5 separate regions of the Homo sapiens genome follow, and regions 1, 2, 4 and 5 are each linked to region 3. The links are chromatin loops, found by intact Hi-C in ENCODE. Cell type or tissue: psoas muscle. All regions are shown on one strand.

Region 1 (4,000 bases), 730 kb after region 3:
CTTTGGTTGCCCAGGCTGGTCTCGACTCCTGGCCTCAAGTTATCCTCCCACCTTGCTGTCCCAAAATGCTGGGATTACAGGCATGAGCCACCATGCCAAACCCACCTCATGGTCTCAAATGGCTGCTGGAGTTCCAGCCATTGCATCCCTACCAGAGGAAGGATAGTAGGAGAAGAAGGGCATGGTCACACTGAGCTGCAAGGGAGGTTGGTGGCCATGTGCCCAGTTATTCATAAAATTTGGGAGCTCTAGTACCAAGGCAGAAGGGAAGAACAGGCATTGGGGGCCATCCACAGCTTCTGCCACACCTGCCTCCCCTACTCCAGACACCTGGCATCACCTCTACCCTTCATCTGCCACCTCACCCCCGCTCTGGAGCTGACCGACTCCCACACAGAGCAGTCAGTGAGTTAATGTCCATGGTCATGCTGTAGGACTGCTGCTTGGCACTTCTGTGCCTGCATACCAGAGAATTGTACTTCTGAATCAGTTTCCCTCCCAGCACCCCTCTTCCATGATGGCGGCCTGTCCAGCTCTTGCCAGTGCCCTCTCTATGGAGTCTAGTCTCTCTCTGTCATGCCCTCAATCTCTCCAGACACTGGCTGGGGCCCTTTTCTGATGGACCCACCACCCAGATCCCAGTATCAGGCCACCCAGCTTTCAGGGTCACTTCCTGCCTAGATCTTTGCCTCACCTCTCTCTACCTCTTCACTGAGTTGCTCAAACTACACCTGAACTTGACATGCTTATTAGCTTCTCACCAATGATGACAGTGAGCAAAGTCTTTTTTTTCCTGGAAAGGACTAATTCCAAAAAACCATAATTCTTAGGAGCTATGTATTTTTCTTTCAAAATAAGAACTTGAATCCCAAGAGAAAATGTACACCCTTGTAGTTTAGATCACAAGGGCATGACTTGTCAACTCAGAGAGTGGCCTACAGCCTTGGTTCCATCTCTTGCTAGCTGTGGGACTTAGGCATATAACTTACCATCTCCGAGCTCTGGGTTCCACAACTGGAAAACTATCCTAAGCACAGCACCTACCTTTCAGCACTATAAGGAAGATTATGGAAGATTAAATGAGGTACACTGCCCGGTGCATGGCAAGCACAAAGTAAAGTTACTTATAATAATAATTGATTTATAATAACATGAATTTTAAATATCAGTAAATTGGCACTGATTTTTTAGTTGCTAAAATGTTACTGCCTGGGCTTTTGTGAGAAGTAGTTCAGTGCAGTCAGCGTTTCAATTTTTCATTCTGAAATCTTGTCTAACTCCTTACTTCCTCCTTTCCCTGGTGGACTCAAGCAGTGGAGGTCCCAGTGTGCCTTACACCTGAGGAGGTGTGGTGTGTACATCAAAATCAAGCCTGCTTCCTTTTGGTAAATAGTTACACCACACCAGGCGAGGGCCTGCCTACTCCAGTGTGGCCGATGTATTTTTCCAAACCCATAATCAACCCAGAGATCATTGGCCCAACCACATCTGCTGCCCTTGATATTACATCTTGGAGTGGCAGTTGAGGGCCTGGCCAAGTAGAGAACTTGTCTTTTGGGGATGAAGTAGCATTCTCCCCCAACTCTCACTTTCTTTTCTACACGTGGATTTCTTTCTGAGTCTCATTTTATCTTTGTCTTTTTGGCTTTCTTTGTCTACACAATTGTTTTATTTATTTATTTGCCCCATCCCCCTACTTTTTTTGCAATGGGGTCTCTATGTTGCCCAGAAGCATCTGGAACACCTGGGCTCAAGCGATCCTCCCATCTCAGCCTCCCAAGTAGCTGGGACTACAGGCCCGAGTTACCACATGCAGCCCCACGATTGTTCCTTTTTACATATTAAATAACCTATGCTTAATTTAGAAAATGCAAAAAATGAAAAGATGGGGAAAAAAACCAAACACGTAACTCCTGCACCTTGGTGTGTACCCATCCAGAACACTACACATGCACACAATTTTTGTTTTCTCGGAAATAAAATCATATGAGCTAGACCAGTGGTTCTCAATCAGGGTGATTTTTCCCCCACAGAAGACATTCAGCAATGTCTGCAGACATTTTAGGTTGTCAAAACTGGGGCAGGTGGTGATACTGGCATCTAGTGGTTGAGGCCAGAGATACTGCTAAACATCCTAAAACGCACAGGCCAGCCCTCAACAACAACAAATTACCTAGCCCCAAATGTCAAAAGGCCCAAGGTTAGGAAACTCTGGTCTAGACCACGGTTAAGCAAACTACTGCCCTCCTGGTTGGCTACCTGTTTTTATAAATAAAGTTTTATTAGAACACGGAGATGTCCATTCATTTCTATGTCATCTATGGCTGCTTTGACTTACAACGCAAGTGAGCAGTTGTAACAGAAACTGTGTGGTCACAAGTCCTAAAATAAATATGAGCCACATATGAAATTTCAAGTTTTTCTAGTAGCCACATTTTTTTAAAGTACAAAAAAAGCAGGGGAAATTAATGTTAGTAATATGCCCCAAATATTATCATTTCAACCTTGAATCAACATAAAAATTAATGAAATATTGTTATATTCTTTTATTTCCATATTAAGTCTTCACTTACAGCACTTCTCAATTCAGACTAGTCACATTTTTTTTTTTTTTTTTGAGACGGAGTTTTGCTCTCATTGCCCAGGCTAGAGTGCAGTGGCACAATCTCAGCTTACCACAACCTCCTCCTCTCAGGTTCAAGCGATTCTCCTGCCTCAGCCTCCCGAGTAGCTGGGATTACAGGCACGTGCCACCACGCCCGGCTAATTTTGTATTTTTAGTAGAGACTGGGTTTCTCCATGTTGGTCAGGCTGGTCTCGAATTCCGACCTTAGGTGGTCCACCCACCTCAGCCTCCCAAAGTGCTGGGATTATAGGCATGAGCCACTGTGCCTGGCCCAGACTAGTCACATTTTAAGTGCTCACGTTGCTGGTGGCTATTGTATTACACAATGCAGGTCTACACTGCATTTTTCACTAAACTGCTTTTTTAAATTATTTTACTTTTAATTTTATTTTATATATATTTTTGAGACGAAGTTTCACTCTTGTCACCCAGGCTGGAGGGCAGTGGCGCGATCTCGGCTCACCACAATCTCTGCCTCCTGGGTTCAAATGATTCTCCTGCCTCAGCCGCCCTAGCAGCTGGAACTACAGGTGCATACCACCACACCCGGCTAATTTTTTTTTTATTTTTAGTAAAGACAGGGTTTCACTACGTTGGCCAGGCTGGTCTCGAACTCCTGACCTCAAGTGGTCCCCCTGCCTCGGCTTCCCAAAGTGCTGGGATTATAGGTGTGAGCCACTGTGCCCTGCCACTAAAAAAAAAAAGTGCTGCTTTTTTTACTTAATGGAAATAAAAGTCTTCTCATGTCCACCATATATTTTTATATCTCTTTTAAAGCGTTCAACTTTTTTAAAAGATTCCAATTTTCTGGATGTTTATATTGCTTCTGAGTTTCACAATTATGAACGATTCTGCCACGAACATTCTTAGATAAAGCTTTTTCACCTCATCTGTAATTATTTCCTTAGGATAAACTCCCAGATGTGCGTCAAAGAGCAAAGAAACATTTTTAAGGGTTTTGAAATATATATATTTTTAAGAATAATACCTTCCCTACAAGATGATTACAAGAATTACGTTAGTACATGTAAATCAATTTTATTAATTCAAGTAAGGTCAATAAAACTTAAAATAGTAGGCTGGGCACAGTGGCTCACACCTGTAATCCCAGCACTTTGGGAGACAGAAGTGGGCAGATGACGAGGTCAGGAGATTGAGACCATCCTGGCTAACACGGTGAAACCCCGTCTCTATTAAAAATACAAAAAATTAGCCAGGTGTGGTGGCAGACGCCTGTAGTCCCAGCTACTCGGGAGGCTGAGGCAGGAGAATGGCATGAACCCAGGAGGCGGAGATTGCAGTGAGCCGAGATTGCGCCACCGCACTCCAGCCTGAGTGACAGAGCGAGACTCCCTCTAAAAAAAAACAAAACAA
Region 2 (4,000 bases), 870 kb after region 3:
AACTGCCGAAGGTACGGCCAAAGTTTTCATTTTGGTAACAGGGCGGACATGATACTCCATATTTAGCATGAAAGTTTATTGAGATGGGACAAGTATATATTTATCTACTGAAAATGGCTCATTGTATAGGAGTTAGGATGGAAAAATAATGTCTTGGCATGGAGACCTGAGTTTTGATCCAGGTCTATGTAACCTTGGGTGAGTCACATACGTTTGTTTGACTTCCATTTTCTTAGCTAGAAAATAAGGGAGATGGCATATGTGATTCCTAAAGTCCCAGCCACCATCCAGTTCTATGATTCCGTAATCTCTAAATCTTAAGGGTCTGAATCTTTCAATCGAATCTAATCAAAGATGTTAGTTGTGCTATTCCTAAAAAATATATATACCTTATACAGTTGTATTTTAAAATTCTATACTGGGCTAAAGCTCCTAATTAACAGTGTTTTATGACTTTACCAACCACGCTGAAGGCTTCTTCTGATTTGCTCATTCTTCCAAACATGATGCTATCAAAAGCTTAATACAACTATCAGAGTTTTTCAAAGTTAAAATTTTTTTTACAGTCTTATAACTTTGTAAAATAATATTTTAAAAAATATTTAAATTTATCTTTCTTGCTCTTTCATAGATCAGGGCTGCTTATCAATTCCTGCCAAGCAGAAAGCATCCTGCTCCTTGAGTCTGCAGCTCTCAGAAGCATCTTCAGGCTCTCTGGGAATTCATCTTTGTATGCCGGAGACCCAGCAATAATAATGTTGAGTAAAAGTTTGTGGAATAAATGGATGAATGAACTGTTGGGGACACTGTTGCTACACCTGTCAGCAACCCTGTGCTCCCTTCTCCAATCTTAAACATTTAGGCAGATTCAGATCAACATGGAAACATCCCAGGGTAGACGGGCAAATATCTGAACACCACATATAGCTAACAATATGAGTATCTCTTTTGTGAGTTCTTTACAAAATCCTTGTGGAACTTTACAACCTGGAAACATCTTCTCATTAACGCAGCATGAGGCATCATCACACCCAAGGAGGGACTCCGGTCCTAAGGCCCTGGCTAAGAGCATGGGATGTGGTGGAGGCTCAAAAAGAACTGAGTCTGTGCTTAAACTAGAAAAGGACAGGGTGAGGAGCACTTAATCAGCACATCCGTTATCTCAGGTGATGTTTACTCCAACTCTGAGGGGAAGATGTTATTATCTCCATTTTACAAACTGGAAAAACTGAGCAGTAAAAAATCTGCATAAGTAATTAAAAGACAGTTATGAAAGGCTGGGTACAGTGGCTCACGCCTGTAATCCCAGCACTTTGGGAGGATGAAGCAGGCGGATCACTTGAGGCCAGGAGTTGGAGACTAGCCTGGCCAACATGGTGAAACCCCGTCTCTACTAAAAATACAAAAATTACCCGGGCATGGTGGTGCACACCTGTAGTCCCAGCTACTTGGGAAGCTTAGGTATGAGAATCGCTTGAATCTGGGAGGTGGAGGTTGCAGTGAGCCAAGATCGCACCACTGCACTCCAGCCTGGGCAACAGAGTGAGACCTTGGTCTCGAAAAGAAAAAAAAAAAAGAGAGAGACAGTTATGAAATATGTAGGGAAATTCAAAACCTGATCTCTCTGACTCCAAAGGCTGGGTTCTTTTGACTGTATCTCAGGACACATTCAAGCAACAGGCTACTGCTCCATTTGGACTTTTTCAGGGCTAAACAGTAAAGGGTTAAACAAACCTAGCCGCCCCCGCCCACACACACACAAAAAAGCAATGTTCCTGCTGTCACAGGAATATATTAATGGTTAAAAAAAAACACATAGTAATAATAACGCAAGTCAATATTTTTAAAGACCTAAATTCGACAATAAATATAGCCAGGAACATCACTCTTCTTCTCTGTACACATTATTATCATTTGCTCCTCCACTCTCCAGGCAAGCACACTAAAGGCTATTTCCAGGATGGAGTCAGATGTTACACAACTTTGCAATTTCCAATATGTGAATATTAACATAGACCAATGACATTATTACAGAAGCTTACTAGAAATATATTCTGCTGGTCACCAGAGGGATTAGCTTTGCTTCCTAACCTTAGAAAATGCGATAATTTGGGCATATGTTTTCAGTACAAATTTTTCAAAAACTACGAAAAATAACGCTTATTAAGAAAGGCTCCTGGTTAACCTTCTGTTCTTTCAATCAGTTTCTTAGCAGAGTTTTTGGCACCACCAACTGGTGAAAGAGGTGTACTGCAAAGGTGCTCGGCTCTCAATCTGTTTGGTTCATTAAGAGAGGATCATGCATTTATTTCATATTTAATTTACGGTGAATCAATTTATTTTAGTCACTAAATAAAATTAGAAATGCATTTCTTTGTCAGTCAAATAAATAATAATCCACTCTGGCTTTTTCACCTGAGAAGAAAGTATGTTTTGGTTAGTAAAGGTCATCAGAGAAAACTCAATCTACCCACCAAAGTTAATTTGATTTATTCTGCCATAAACTCACACTCAAAAAGCAAACACTGAGAACTACAATGAAAATTAGGAACTAAAAGAGAGAGCAAACTAAATGGTATCAAATACTATGCTAGCCTACAGTGTTTATATAAGACATTAATTTAACCGGAAATAAAAATGATTGAGGAGGTAATTTCACATTTGTTAAAAAATTGAACTTTTCCCACCAAGATTCCTGTCTCAAAGATGGATGCTGCCATTTGACATGTGAATATATATGCTATCTAGCCATCCTTCCTGTTTAATTGAGCCACACCTAGCAATGGATACCAGTATCAAGAGAGCAGAGCCAAGCCCTTAAGGCACAACTCCGATCTCTGCACAGTGAATCATGAAAATAAATACCCCTGAAGAACAGTCTAATTTTTCCCCCCAAAACAATTTGTGTTTTCTAGGGAGAATGGCTCAGAAAAAAAAAAAAGAAAAAAAGAAAAAAACAACAAATTTGTGGATACAAGTTGTCTATGAGAAGTACATCTAGCTACTTGTGATGATAAATTTGTAACCCACAGAATAAATGGCACCAACTCTATGACAAAACTGGTCATTGAAGAAACTTCTTTACTAGACAATGTGAAAGAGACAGAAAAAAGGAAAGAACCATCCAAAGAATCAAATTTGACTCTGATGGCAGGGTTTGGTTAAAAGCCATCTGACAGAGTTTAAAACTACTGTGACAATTTTGTGATAATAGCAGTTTAAATCGCTATACAAATGTGTACTCAATTCATATTTGTTAAAGCCTCCAAGTCTAAATCTCCAATTGAAAGCCTAGTAAAGAAGACCATTTGAAATAGGCCCAGAAAAAAGTAAGGGCCAGCAGCTGCTCTATCCAATTCAACACATAATTTGAACATGTAAACTTTGATCAGATTAATTCTATTCCTTCGTTCATTTCATTCATTTATTTGTTCATGTATTCGTCAAATACTCTCTCCTGCAAACAGAGTTAAATTTTTACAAGGAGAGAACAAGAGTGAGACCCTCCTGCCCCTTCCTCTCCTTGGACAAGAGTCTTGATATCCCACGGCAAGGATTTCTAATTGAAGTCATGACTGGATTATGAGGAATCCTAACAATAAGACTTGGGTTAAGAAAAGCATTTTTAAACTTTTATTTGTTTCTTATATCCTTTAACATGACTCATGTCATGAGTCTCACTAAGTCTGTGTAGACATTTTTTGAGGTATGACTGACAAAAAATTGTCTATATTTAAGGTATACAAGATGACGTTTTTATAAAAGTATACTTTGTGTAATGACTCACAGTCAAGCTAATTAGCATATCCATCACCTGACATGCTTCGTGTGTGTGTGTGTGTGTGTGTGTGTGTGTGTGTGTGTGTGTGTATGTGTGTGTTGAAAACACTTAAGATCTGCTCCCTTGGCAAATCTGAAGTACACAACACATTAACTATAGTTACCATGCTGTACACTAGATCACTAGAATTCATTCACCCTGTAACTAAAATTTTGTATC
Region 3 (4,000 bases):
ACAAAACGTAAAAAATTTGCTCAGTATGGTGGCACACACCTGTAGTTCCAGCTATCTGTAGGCTCAGGCAGGAGGATCAATTAAGCCCAGGAGTTCGAGGCCACAGTAAGCTATGATCACACTACTGCACTCCAGCCTCACAGAGTAAGAACTTTTCTCAAACAAACAAGCAACAAAAAAAGAAAGAAAAAGGCACAATGGTGTGGCTTTCTGGCATGTAATACCCTCTTTTATCTTCCTGCCTAGCTGTATGTATGCCACCACCCATCTGTTGTGTGCTCATGGCAGACATTACAAATCAATCAAGATGCTTTGCCTCAAATTGAACTTTCAGGAACACTCTCAATACTATGCTTTGGGCTCTTCAGTTGACTAAGGTTGGTATGGAATGTGAAACTTATTTGCCATCCCTATTCTTGACTGTTTAATCAAGATAATCAACTTGGGAAGATTCCTTTTTTTTTTTTTTTTTTTTTGAGACGGAGTCTCATGCTGTCACCCAACCTGGAGTACAGTGGCATGATCTCGGCTCACTGCAACCTCTGCCTCCTGGGTTCAAGCGATTCTCCTGCCTCAGCCTCCTGAGTAGCTGGGATTACAGGTGTGTGCCACCACACCCAGCTAATTTTTGTATTTTTAGTAGATATGGGGTTTCTCCACATTGGTCAGGCTGGTCTTGAACTTCTGACCTCAGGTGATCTGCCCGCCTTGGCCTCCCAAAGTGCTAGGATTACAGCCATGAGCCACCGCACCCAGCCACTTGGGAAGATTCTTCAAGTGACCATTTGGTCAAGCGCCCAAGCTTTTATGTAGGCAAACCTCCTAGTTATCCTAGGCAGGTGGTGGCCAATTCTTTTAAAGATTTCCATGGCTCTCGATACCCCCATCATACTCCAGCACCCATCCTGCCCTGGCTTATCCTGACAAAAGATTTTTTCCCCCACATTTACCTGAACTCTGTCTTCCTTGCTATTCAGAGAAAATGAAGAAGGAAAGAGAAAGAACTACAGAATTACCAGGATACAAGGAATTTGCTGTTAAGATCTTCTTAACCTTCCAGTTGCTTGGGAATCATTGCCGTAGGGTGTCTCTGTACTCAACAGAAGGGTGAAGACGTTTTAGCAACAGTAGCAAAGCAAATGATCTTGGACTTACAGTTTCTTGATTTCCGATGATTAAGCTTCTGCACATACCAACCCCAAGACAGGGTCATTCTATAACTTCTTAATAAGGTTAAGGTATTTCGACTACTTGGTCTTCAGTTTCCCTCAGTAATAGAGACACCAAGATCCTATTGCTCTCCAGCAACCAGGCAGGAGAGATTTGAGTCAGAGGAAAGCACGAGAGAGAAGTTAAGAACAGCAATTTCTTAAGTCATAAACGGAGTCAGGACTGTAAGTGTGATTTTCTGTTACCTGCCCCAGACCTCATGGAATTAAACTTTCCTGCCCTGATCCCTTGGATTCGTTTCTCCAACCCCACTCACCTAGCCCGGCCTCCCCGAAACACAAATTGGAATGGCGTTGGCTCCCGGGCACACTAGGGGGCGCCAGCGGGCTTGTTTTCCAGGATGGCCCTAAAATTCTCTCCAGCGAGGAGAGGACCATGACGGCCAGGCCACGCTTGCTCTGAAAAGCGCCGAGCGTGGAAGGGTGTCTTGGAATGGGGTCTAAAAGGGAGAACGACATCCTTATGACTTGCTTTAGGCTGCTTTCTGGATGTATTTTCAGAGCTGGGGATGAGGAGAGGTTGCGTAAAGGTGCCGGCCTGCTGCTGGCCGGGGCTGGCAGCCTTTCAGCCGCCGCGGGTGAGTCAACACCTGGGAATTGCATCCAAGGGCGGCCCTTTCAAGCTGCCTGGAACTTTCTGCCATCACACTGAGGCCACTGTTTGACCCAGTCCCGGGCCAGGGAGGCAGGAGCCGATCACGTCCCAGGGCAGTGCTTCTCCCTGGCACTGAGTCCGTGGAAAGAGGCTGGGAAGGTTCTTTCCACACTTGAGGGCTGGCGTTGGGAAAATAGGGTAGTGCTCTCCGCCCCAGTGAACAGCAAGAGCTCACTTCCCCCAGCAGACTTCTGCTCCACTGGCCTACTTTCAGCATGGAGTGGAAGGAAGCCAGCTCCAGGAGGGCAGAGGCTTCCTCTCCACCCCTCTCTTCCACAACCTTCAACAGGCGCCTTGTTCTCCCCGGCCAGGGAACTGCGGATGGTGACCATCGTTTCCCAGCCCAGCAAGGGGAAATGAGGGGAGGAAATAAACGCAGGGTTTTTATTGCCAAATATTTCTTTCCCTGGGAGGACAACGCATTCAAACCGCTGAGTGGAGATTGGAGTTAGTCCAGCCATAAACCATCTTAATGAACACTAATAGAGAACCGCAATTATTGTTGACTTCAAAATGCAAACAAGAACTTTAGACAGTGATCCCTATCAGCCGGTGAGGCCGGGCACAGATGCCGGGCGCTGTTTTTGCCGTTGCTTAGCAATGGAAAATGAACTGTTCCTGTCTGTTACCACTGGAGGTGGAGGTAGGACAATGAGCTTTATTGGACAGAATAGGTATGAAATTAGTTTATTCTTTTTCACTTGGAGAAGGCAATTGGCAGCCAAGAGAGTCACTCGGAAAAGGGGTATTTTAGAGGTTGAGGGTGACTTTCCTTCTCATTACTTCGGTAAATCCTAACCACCTTGTTTTCCTCTACAGATAAAGTTTGAACTTTTGCCGGGAGTGTCCCTCCAAAACGATCATCAATCAGACAGAATAGCTGCAAATACCAACTCACAGACCAGGTTGGGAATTAGGGTGAGGAGAATGAAATCTTGGGTGCAAAATTTAAGGGAATGCCAAAAAACTTAGTAGCCAGGATAAATAATAGTTTAATGCAATATTTTTTAAAAGTCAAAATAAATGTAAAATAACCATGGTAAAAAAAAAAATCAGATTTGAAATAAAGAGAAGCTCAATATCACTGATTTTTATTTTTCCTTTGGCTTCAGGCTTTAATATGGCACAGTGCGTCAGTGCCACAGACTTTTTACCGCACCAAACACATTTGCAACACGGACAGTTTTGGGAGCTGCTTTTTCCTCAGCAGTGTTGATGCTATGGAGTACAGAGCCCTGTAGCTGGGCAGAAGGGAGTGTCTCTTTCTGCAGTTCTTTAGTAGGCTTCTTCCAGGATAGTAGAGAGGCAAATGGTCTTGGGGAGGAACCTACCTATGCTTCCAGGGCAGTGACACAGGAAGTACTAAGGTACAGGAAGTACTAAAAACCCAGGGCTCAGCAAACACAGACAGTCAGGTGAAATTGCCCAAAACACTGTTCCTCAGACAACAGGGACAGGCCCAGAGCTGGCAGTTTATGGTAAAATTATCTCCTCTTTTGTTATTGGTATTAATAGTAACTCCTATATATTGAGAACCCTTAGGTGGAATCACATGGAATCGCCAATATTGAACCTTTTTTGACCTACAAACCCAATGTATATGGTTTAATCCAATGTATGCTGAGTATGGGAGGCTGAATAATGAACCCCAAAGATGTCCACATCCTAATCCCTGGAACCTGTGAATATTACCCTATATGGCAAAAAGGATTTTGCAGATGTGATTGAATTAAGGATTCTTTTTTTCTTATTTTAGTGATAGGGTCTTGCTATGTTGCCTCGGCTGGAATGCAGTGGCTGTTCATAGACATTATCACAGCACACTACAGTCTCAAACTCCTGGACTCAAGCAATCCTCCTGCCTCAGCCTCCTGAGTAGCTAGGACTACTGGGATGCACTACTGCTCTTGGCAAATTAAGGATTTTGAGATGGAGAGACTATCCTGGATTATCTGATGGGCTTAATCATTGACAAAGGTTCTTATATAAGGAAAAGTCAATGTGATAATGGAAGCAGATTTGAAGATGCTGTGCAACTGGCTTTGAAGATGGAGGACGGGGCCACAAGCCAAGGATTGTTGGCAGCCTCTAAGCTGGAAGAGGTAAGAAGCATATT
Region 4 (4,000 bases), 120 kb after region 3:
TTTAAAAATAAAATTCTTAAGGGTCCAAAACAAAGAAGAGGGGGCAAATTAAAACAAAATAAAAGGAAAAGAAAAGAAAGAAAACCAAACCAAAAACAAGAAAAAAGAAAAAAAATTGCTGATATTGCCACAAATCATTAGAAATCTCCTGACATGCTGAAACCAAATGGTCGTAAGTTCAAAACAAATCAGTGACTTGTTTTTAATTTTTTGTGGTTTCCTTTTGCTCTTTCTGCCCCTTTGCCGTCCGATTGGTGATGTTATTCAAACAGGACCGGATCCCTGCTAAGTGCAGGAGGGACCCTGCCGCTTCTTTCATCTCCTCATCATCGCTCTCGGGGGGCTTTTCGGTGCGTCTCTTTTTGAGGGGCAGTGTGTCGCTGGGGACCTTCCTGGCCTTGGCGAAGTGCTGGCGCTTCTTGTGCTGGGATGCGTACCCGCTGTCCCCCAGAGAATCCTTGGGCTCCTTCTGGCTGTGCTTCCTGTCGTCCTCTTCCGTGTCGCTGGGGCTCTCGTGGCTCCGGAAGCTCCCCTCGCTGCCCTCGCTGCCCTCCTGGCTCCCCTTGGTGGCAAACTCATAGTGGTCGTCGGCTGAGGAGGAGGAGGAGGAGATGGAGTCGCTGGTGGGCGAGGTGCTCCGGGCGTTGGAGGACTTGGCACTGCTGTAGTTGTGATCCTCCTTGGGGTCTCCGCTGACCACTGGGGAGCCACAAGATGGCTCACTCTCAGTCCGCATCCGGCAGCTGGTGATGCCATTCCTGCAGAGCGAGGACAGTGGGGAGGGACGGGAGACAAAGAAGGGACACAGTTAGACGTCCTCAGATGGGGGCACCCGGCAGCCCGCCTGCATTCAACCATCAGTCCCTTTGTGTTCAATGGAGCCACTCGCAAACTGTGGGGGCAACAGGTGGATCTGCTTTGAAGGCAGGGTCCTAAATCCTGACACCTCAGTCTCCCCTGCTTATCTCCTATAATGGCAGTTTCACTCCATTTGTGTGGCTGAGACGTCAAAACAACAATCTTCTGAAGCGACAGTGGTGGAGGCTCCATCTCTTACATTAAACCATAAAAATCAAGCTGTGCTTGGTTCGTGTCCCCGCCAACACCACAGAGTCAGACACCGCCAGACGATGTTGGCTGGGTACTTCAGAGAAAAAAGCCTGCTCTCGTCTGAAGCGGCTACATTAGGAGGCTTTTGTCAGAAGACTAAACCAGTGTTCAGCAAAGATACCTGCCATGTGGTGACAGCTACTCACTCATGCATTCCCTCCCTCGTTCATGCAATCTACAAATACTCACTGAGCGCCTAACAGAAATGCATGACCTTAGGGAGGGTTCTGGGGGAGGGACACGGGGTTGGATCGGATATAGACACTGCCACAGCGATGTTGCAGCCTAACAGAGAGGCAAGCCAGGGTCGCATCACAGACCAGAGGGCAATAAACTACGACTTCCCGAACTCAACACCTGCCAGGCGCTCTGCTAAGTCTGTGCAGAGGACCATGTTTAACTCCGTAAGGTGGATATTAGCATCCTTATTTTACAGTGGCTCGAAGTGAAGCCTGGAGAAGTTCAGTGATGTACTTAAAGTCACACAACTGATCACTTGCGGAGCAGGGACTGGAATCAAAGTCTGACTCTCAGACTTGAGGTCTTAGCTACATCACCAGACCGACCCTCCTTTGTGATTTCCCTATAACAAGGTCCCTGCTACCCATGCCTATAAGGCGTCTGTAGCACTCATCACACCTCTGATTATTTCTTTGTGTCTTTACATCTGAGCGATGTACTTTCCTTGTGCTTCCTTATCGCGAAAGTGGGAATAGTAACTACACCTGCTCCCCGTGGGTGTGGGGCTGAGGACACGAATTAATGCCTGCAGGTGCCTGGACCACGGCTTGGCCTGACAGCAATGGCTGTGAAGCTTATTCCTGGTTAGGACCCATGCTCCTTATGTCTGGGAGGCAGCTGCCTGTCTGTTAGTGCCTGGCGCCCAGCCTTCAGAAGGATGAATACTTGCAGGAGAGGAGGGTCACTTGTAGCTGAAGGGGACGAAGGGTGGACGCCAGGGAATGTTTTGTGGAAGACAAGGCATCTGACCTTGGACACAAGGGCTGAAGAATTTGGCAGGGATGGGAACTGTTCTATGGCACCATGCTGGCCCGGTTTCCTGTAAGCTCATCTACCTCGTGATCCATTTCTAAGAGTTCTGGGGAACATGACCATACTTTTCCTGCCTAGATGACCCCAACTGTAAGTACTCTTACATCCCCTCCATAGAGGGCACTCCCCACCATCATTATGAACTGTGTGGTCATGTGTCCCATTAGAGAGCTAGCTCCATGAGACAGGGTGTGGTTACTGCTAGGCCCCCAGTGGCTATCGCCGTGTCAGCACGGTGGACACAGCAGATAAACTGAGGAAGTGCGGCACAGGTGGAATCACGTGGCTGAGAGCATGAAGCTTGGGAAATGACTGTGGGTCTCCACCACCATGACTCACCGGGCACACGCTGAGGATACGGCACTGGTAGAAGGGCTGTGGGGTCAGGACCACCAGTGAGATAACAGTAGTGACAATCTCTACCCTGGCTTTTCTCCTGTCACCCTCATGGGCCTTGAGGCTCAGGGAGACTTCAGCTGCATCCCACATAGAAAGTGAAAGGGGAAGGGAAAGAGTCCCTAATGAAAAGGGTGCAGTAGGGAGTGAGGCGAAGGAGCTGCTCTCCTGGGGCCCCAGGGCCGGTGGTATTTTGCTAAATTTAGGCTGGGGGAGAGACTCCGTACTGTCGTGTCCACCAGCAAAATGTATGAGGGTCATTATCAAAACTCAGCCTTTGCTAGATGTCCGAGAGCCTCCTGATGAACCCCAACACTTACAATGTGTGCATTTGTACACGGAAGTCCCAGTGAGACCCAGAAGGGTCCCAGCTTGTGTCCTGTGCTCCGTGATCCCAGATACACACCACCTCCCCTAAATCCTTACAGACAGAGCCTGGCTTGCAAGCCACACACGCCTGTGCTCATATCCCAGTGTTGCTTACTGGTGACTTTGAGCAGGCTGTTTTACTTCTTGAAGACTCAGCTTCCTCATCTACCTTGTGGGGCTGCGTGAGGATTAAATGAACTGTCCTGAGCACAGAGCAAGGCTGTTTGTGGTGCCTGATCATGTTTTTTACTTGTGGTCCGATTCCTGCGACTTCCTGCTGCTGTGACTTGTTCACTCTGAGCAGTCTTGTTTTCTCTTTCTATTCTGGATCGGGAGGCGTATGGGAACCCAGCACCAAGTCAGAGGAAACAGGCCCTTCAAGAGGAGTTCCTCCAGGGCTTGCCTGTGAACACAGCCCCTGAGCTTTGGGGTTTGGCCTCCTCCGTATCTGTTTTCTGCAGACTTCCTATTTCTTGGCTGTGTCTTGGGTGCATAAAGATGGCTGGGATAAGATTACTTTGAGGTGTCACCAAATGTGAAACTTGGTAAATGTAATTAATCATACAGCTAGCTATTAATAGTTATTAGAGCAAACGAAAATGAAAGTCTCGTTGTATGGTCCTTTTAATTTTTGCCATTTGAGGGAACTACTGTAAAATACAAAAATAATTCACCCACTGAACTAACATCAAACAGTTTCATAGTAAATCTAAGTATACTTGAAAGAGTAAAGTGGGCTATATTTAGCTTTTAATAAATGGATTCAGTTCTGAATGTTTCTTTTAAAAAATAACTTGGGGCTTACAACTCACGTCACTACCACAGTTAAGCAGAACATGATCCCTCTCTGAACACAGATGGGGAGAATCACGAGTGGGAGAGTGAGAAATAAAGCAAGTGCTCCACAGTGCTGATTCCTGGTGAATCTAGGTGAAGGGTCTGTGCTATTCATTGTGCTTTTCTTTCCCTTTTTTCCTAAGTTTGAACATTTTTTAAATCAAAGTTTTAGGGAGGGGGAGAAATACTCTAGAACCAAAGCAATGATGTTAAACGTGAGCTCCACACTATCATA
Region 5 (4,000 bases), 200 kb after region 3:
CTACATGATAAAAAAAAGTCAGGATAATGCACATGGCCTGTGCCCATCTGTGTAAACATCCACACACATCCAGGGCTGTGTAAAGGCATCAGCTGTCAAATGATACAGAGGAAACTGGTCATCGTGGTTACCTCCGGGGAGGAGGTTAGGAAGCTGTACTTCCTTGACAAGAGAATGCCGTACTTTTCACTATATATCTTTTGGTATAATGTTTTTTATTACTATTTTTTTAAACAACATACTAAAAAGAAAAGGAGAAAGGGCCTGAGTGGAGCAGTAACCTGCCTGGGGTCCCACGAATGGCCCAGGGGTAGGGCCGGGCCTGGCTCCCAGGACTCCCAGCCCAGGGTTCTTTCCACTGCAGCAGCATGTGTATAGACAGTTTGATTTTATTCCCTCTACGCCTCACTCAATACTTGCCACCCACAATAATCACTCTTGGAAAAACTGCACCCACTTCCCAGTGATTTTATTAGTTAGCAGTGACTCTGACAAGCCTCCATTTTCCAATTAGCGCTACCCCCCATATCACTGACACTGGCATCCTCTGAGTGACATGTAGTGGCTGAGCCAGACACTCCCTAACCAAAGTGACACAACGGCATTGCTCTTCGATGGCCTATGGCTCCAAGTGCAACCCAAACGTTTAGACCGATTTTAGATTTCTGTATAGATAGCTCATGCCAAGCTTAAGTTCACACGAATGTTCACAAATATTACTTGGCCTGTAAATTATTCCCAGCAAATTTTCCATTTCAGGCCAACTTCTACTCAGCCACTTCCCTATTAACTATCTACTGCTCTCTGTGCATGCTCATGAGGTGGCCACCGTGAGCTTGTGAAAATTCAACCCAAAGCCACCATGGTGGCTGAATGAGACAGACACACGTGGGTTCTGCATTTTGGGCTCAGCCAGCATCAGTGACCCAGCTTCCTCCTTTCTGGCTGTGTGACATCAGGTGATACACTTACCTTCCAATCTCAGTTTCCTCCTATGTAAAGCGGAGTGCCTCAGGAAAGAACCAGAAAGCCTGCTGGTTCTGTGGAAACAGTAACTGGAGTTGTTCATACCAATGATTCCTTTTCTCCCACTAGGCAACAGACAGTTGATTATAAATAGTTTTTTGGGATTCTCTTCAGAATCCCACGCTCCTGCCCTCAGTGTCAAGGCTCTGGGATACAGCACGTGGAACCCTGGAGAAGCATGAGAAGTTGCCACTGGAGGCTAGATAAGAATCTGGAGTCTCTGTCTCTCTCAAGAAAACAGAAAATGGGGCTCTGTTTGGGGTGTCTATCCCACTCGCAATGGGGGGCCTCTTCCCCTCGGAGCTCTGCCTCTCCCCACCCATGGAGAAAGCCCCTGGCTACCACGTTTTTTCTCCATGCTGCTGCTCCCCCGGACAAGGCGTCAGGACCAGGTAGGTCACATGCTTTCAGTGACTCCATTCACAGAACTTCTGTTGCTCCTGGGAAGTGGGCACTGGAACTGAAAGACAGCCAGGCCACCTGAGCTATTCTCTTCCATGGAGGATATTTGGCTTGAATGCCACAAGGTGACCACTGATCATCCTGCACATGGCATTAGAGAAAACAAAGAGAACACAGAAAGTGACAGAGAGAAGGTACGAGTGGTGCCCGCGTTCCTGGCAGCCTTCCAGGTTCCAGTCTTGATGACCGCCAGCTATTATACATGCTTGGCCTTGGGGTCCTGAGAGACCCACAGTACTTCCTCCAATAGATTCCCTGCCCTCATATATATATATATGCATTTCTTCCTAAACTTGTTGCTTTCTGTTACTTGCAACCAAAAGAAGCCTAAAATATTCTGATTCCTATCTGTATAAATCTCCATCAGTATTTGAGAATGGCCTGAAGGTGGCACTTTCCATTCTGAGACAAAGAATTACTATAAAAATGCTGAATTTGTGGCATTACCTTTATTTTGCCTGATTGCATTACTCAAACAGAAAGAGCTATGAATAATAATAATAATAACGATACCACTAAAGTAAAATATTTGACACTCACAAGATTAAAAGCTGAATACAGTAATCTTCTCATAATCATCACGGGATATGCAGCACTTAATCAACAATTACACTGGGAAAATGCCCGCGACTTAATGCTTAAGTACCGGGAAAAGGCAAAGGAGAAAAGTAGGAAATCAATGCAAGGGGAGCAAGAAGTGTATCCAATCTAAATACTGCATGTATTATGATAACAGAGTTCTACATTTTCCTATCAAGGCTATGCAGAAAAATAATAAAAACAATCCAAGAATACACACCCCAAACCAAAACACTCTCGTGAAAGAGCTATTTTTAAAAATCACTTAGAATATTCATCTGATGGTGACACAGTCCATTAATCGGGGTGCTTATTTTTTCTTAACAGCTTTATTAAGGTGTAATTTACACATTCTTTATGCCCAAGTTTCTTCCCCGAGTCCTGCCCCCTGATGGGAGACGGAAGTGGAATGGCCCATGCAGGAAGCCAGAGCCTGGTGGAATAAGAGGCAGCAGTGTGGCCGACGCAGGGAGGAGAGAAGACAGACCCTCCCTCCCAGGAGGGGGCTCCTATCCCCAAAGGGCCTGCCAAGTGATTGTTAGGAAGTAGGTAGGTATATTCATATCTAGAACATGTAAATTTTTTTAAAAAAAGCAAAGCCTACTTGCCAGATCAAAATATTTCATGACCCAGAGCAAGTAACTCAGCAACCTTGGGAAATAAGCAAGCATTTACAACAGCCCACAATCTCTTTTGGCTGTCAGATCTTTACAACATGAGTTTTATTTTTAATGTTCTTTTTAAAGAGCTAATTCTTCATTCAGGATGCGCCTGCCCGATGCAAGCAGCACAAACACCCGCATTGTATTATAAATAGCCTCTTTTAAGGAGGGCTGGGTGGATAGCAACATTTTTTAACCTAGATACAGTTGTGACAACCCGTGACCTCCACACATCAGCCTTATTGTGTTATTTTATGAAGAATGTATCCTTGATGACTGCAATGATAGCCAATGAGGCCACAGTATGACTTCATGAACACATAATAATGCTGCCCTTTCATTTTCTGAGAGGGTTTATCTTCCTTCTGCTACAGGTAAATACAGTAAATTTGACATCATGGAATACAATTGAAGTAGCAAATGATCAATGTCAACCACAATAACAGTGCTTCAAAAAATTACCTCAACAATCCTATTTTCACCATTTTCCACAACCTATGGAAGTGAGGGAGTGGCATGAATGGGCACCTGGTAACTGAGAGGGAAGAATCTAAACATAGCTGCGTCTGCATCGCGCCCGCCAATGAAACCACATAAGCCCTCCCTCCGGGATGCATCAGTTCACATAAGGGCTCCCCTAAGCTCCAACTCGCAGGAGAATGAAAACAATAGAAAGCTATCTTCAGCCCTGGCTCCACAAGAAAAGCTCATTGCACTGATGCTAAGGTGGCTTTGCAGAGGAAACAGCTACAGACAAACCAACCCCCAAACCCAACTCTTAGTCAACTAGTCAAGATAGGCATTCAATCTTAATACTAGAGATCTGGGAATCCTCTTTACACAGAACTGAGGTGAAATCACCCCTGAGAAAACCAAGCAAAATGAAATCAAGTCCCTGCAAAAGACAAAATATTTCCTTAGACATACATACATGATATTGGTAACGGCCTTCCCTGCCTTTAAATTTGACCTTATAATACAAATGCAACCTCAGGCAAGTTCCCAAAATAATGCAGGAACCTTCAAATATTTCCCCGTCTAAGCCATACCTACAAATGTCATCTATAAGCCCTCCTATTGTATCCTTAGTAAGCAAAGAGACACAGGAATCTGCCTCTGGCCAAATATGCTCAGAGTTCACCTACCAACTGTCATGAAAACCTTGCAAAGTGTGAAGAGTATGAAAAGGCAAAGCTATTAGACTTTTTCTAGGTCTGTTGACTGATTTCCTATAGGTTCTGGGCATATGCTAATATCAAAGCTGAAATACA

What was found. A loop is a pair of places that touch in the nucleus more often than their neighbours do. Peaks named below come from ENCODE experiments on the same cell type or tissue, not always from the same donor. Only the 100,000 strongest peaks of a DNase experiment are listed, where the experiment ranks them.
Region 1: it touches region 3 in a loop (2.4-fold over the local background); 58 of 110 quality-filtered maps call a loop at or near these places.
Region 2: a loop joins it to region 3, with 4 times the contacts of the local background. A loop is called at or near these places in 87 of 110 quality-filtered maps.
Region 4: a loop joins it to region 3, with 2.3 times the contacts of the local background. A loop is called at or near these places in 35 of 110 quality-filtered maps.
Region 5: it touches region 3 in a loop (4-fold over the local background); 25 of 110 quality-filtered maps call a loop at or near these places.

The regions. Positions count from the first base shown.
Region 1 is chr14:89,765,864-89,769,863 of GRCh38, forward strand. No RefSeq gene overlaps it. Among named protein-coding and RNA genes, the nearest start is that of EFCAB11, 190 kb to the right of the region's middle. RefSeq lists enhancers at 1,320-1,589, 2,379-2,428. In psoas muscle, a CTCF peak has its summit at 2,109 (motif pointing left); no DNase peak of the experiment used is centred here.
Region 2 is chr14:89,913,228-89,917,227 of GRCh38, forward strand. All of the region lies in intron 5 of EFCAB11 (EF-hand calcium binding domain 11), which reads right to left. LOC124903358 (a long non-coding RNA gene) reads left to right here. Exons shown (of 2, transcript XR_007064300.1): 1 at 1-11; 2 at 632-794. Among named protein-coding and RNA genes, the nearest start is that of EFCAB11, 40 kb to the right of the region's middle. In psoas muscle, a CTCF peak has its summit at 2,230 (motif pointing left); no DNase peak of the experiment used is centred here; H3K4me3 peaks cover 270 bases.
Region 3 is chr14:89,038,978-89,042,977 of GRCh38, forward strand. It overlaps LOC105370615 (a long non-coding RNA gene), which reads left to right. Exons shown (of 3, transcript XR_944128.3): 1 at 1-2,802; 2 at 3,641-3,986. Among named protein-coding and RNA genes, the nearest start is that of TRA-AGC15-1, 62 kb to the left of the region's middle. RefSeq lists a silencer at 1,442-1,501 and enhancers at 1,802-1,921, 1,973-2,529. In psoas muscle, a CTCF peak has its summit at 1,543 (motif pointing right); DNase peaks (open chromatin) are centred at 1,564 and 1,854; H3K4me3 peaks cover 1,371 bases; H3K27ac peaks cover 1,879 bases.
Region 4 is chr14:89,162,212-89,166,211 of GRCh38, forward strand. FOXN3 (forkhead box N3) reads right to left here. Exons shown (of 6, transcript NM_005197.4): 6 at 1-758. The coding sequence ends at 203. Among named protein-coding and RNA genes, the nearest start is that of TRA-AGC15-1, 190 kb to the left of the region's middle. RefSeq lists enhancers at 2,780-3,711, 2,956-3,005, 3,206-3,335. In psoas muscle, no CTCF peak of the experiment used is centred here; a DNase peak (open chromatin) is centred at 1,964; H3K4me3 peaks cover 1,394 bases; H3K27ac peaks cover 1,336 bases.
Region 5 is chr14:89,240,563-89,244,562 of GRCh38, forward strand. The region is part of intron 4 of FOXN3 (forkhead box N3); the gene reads right to left. Among named protein-coding and RNA genes, the nearest start is that of FOXN3-AS3, 110 kb to the right of the region's middle. In psoas muscle, no CTCF peak of the experiment used is centred here; no DNase peak of the experiment used is centred here.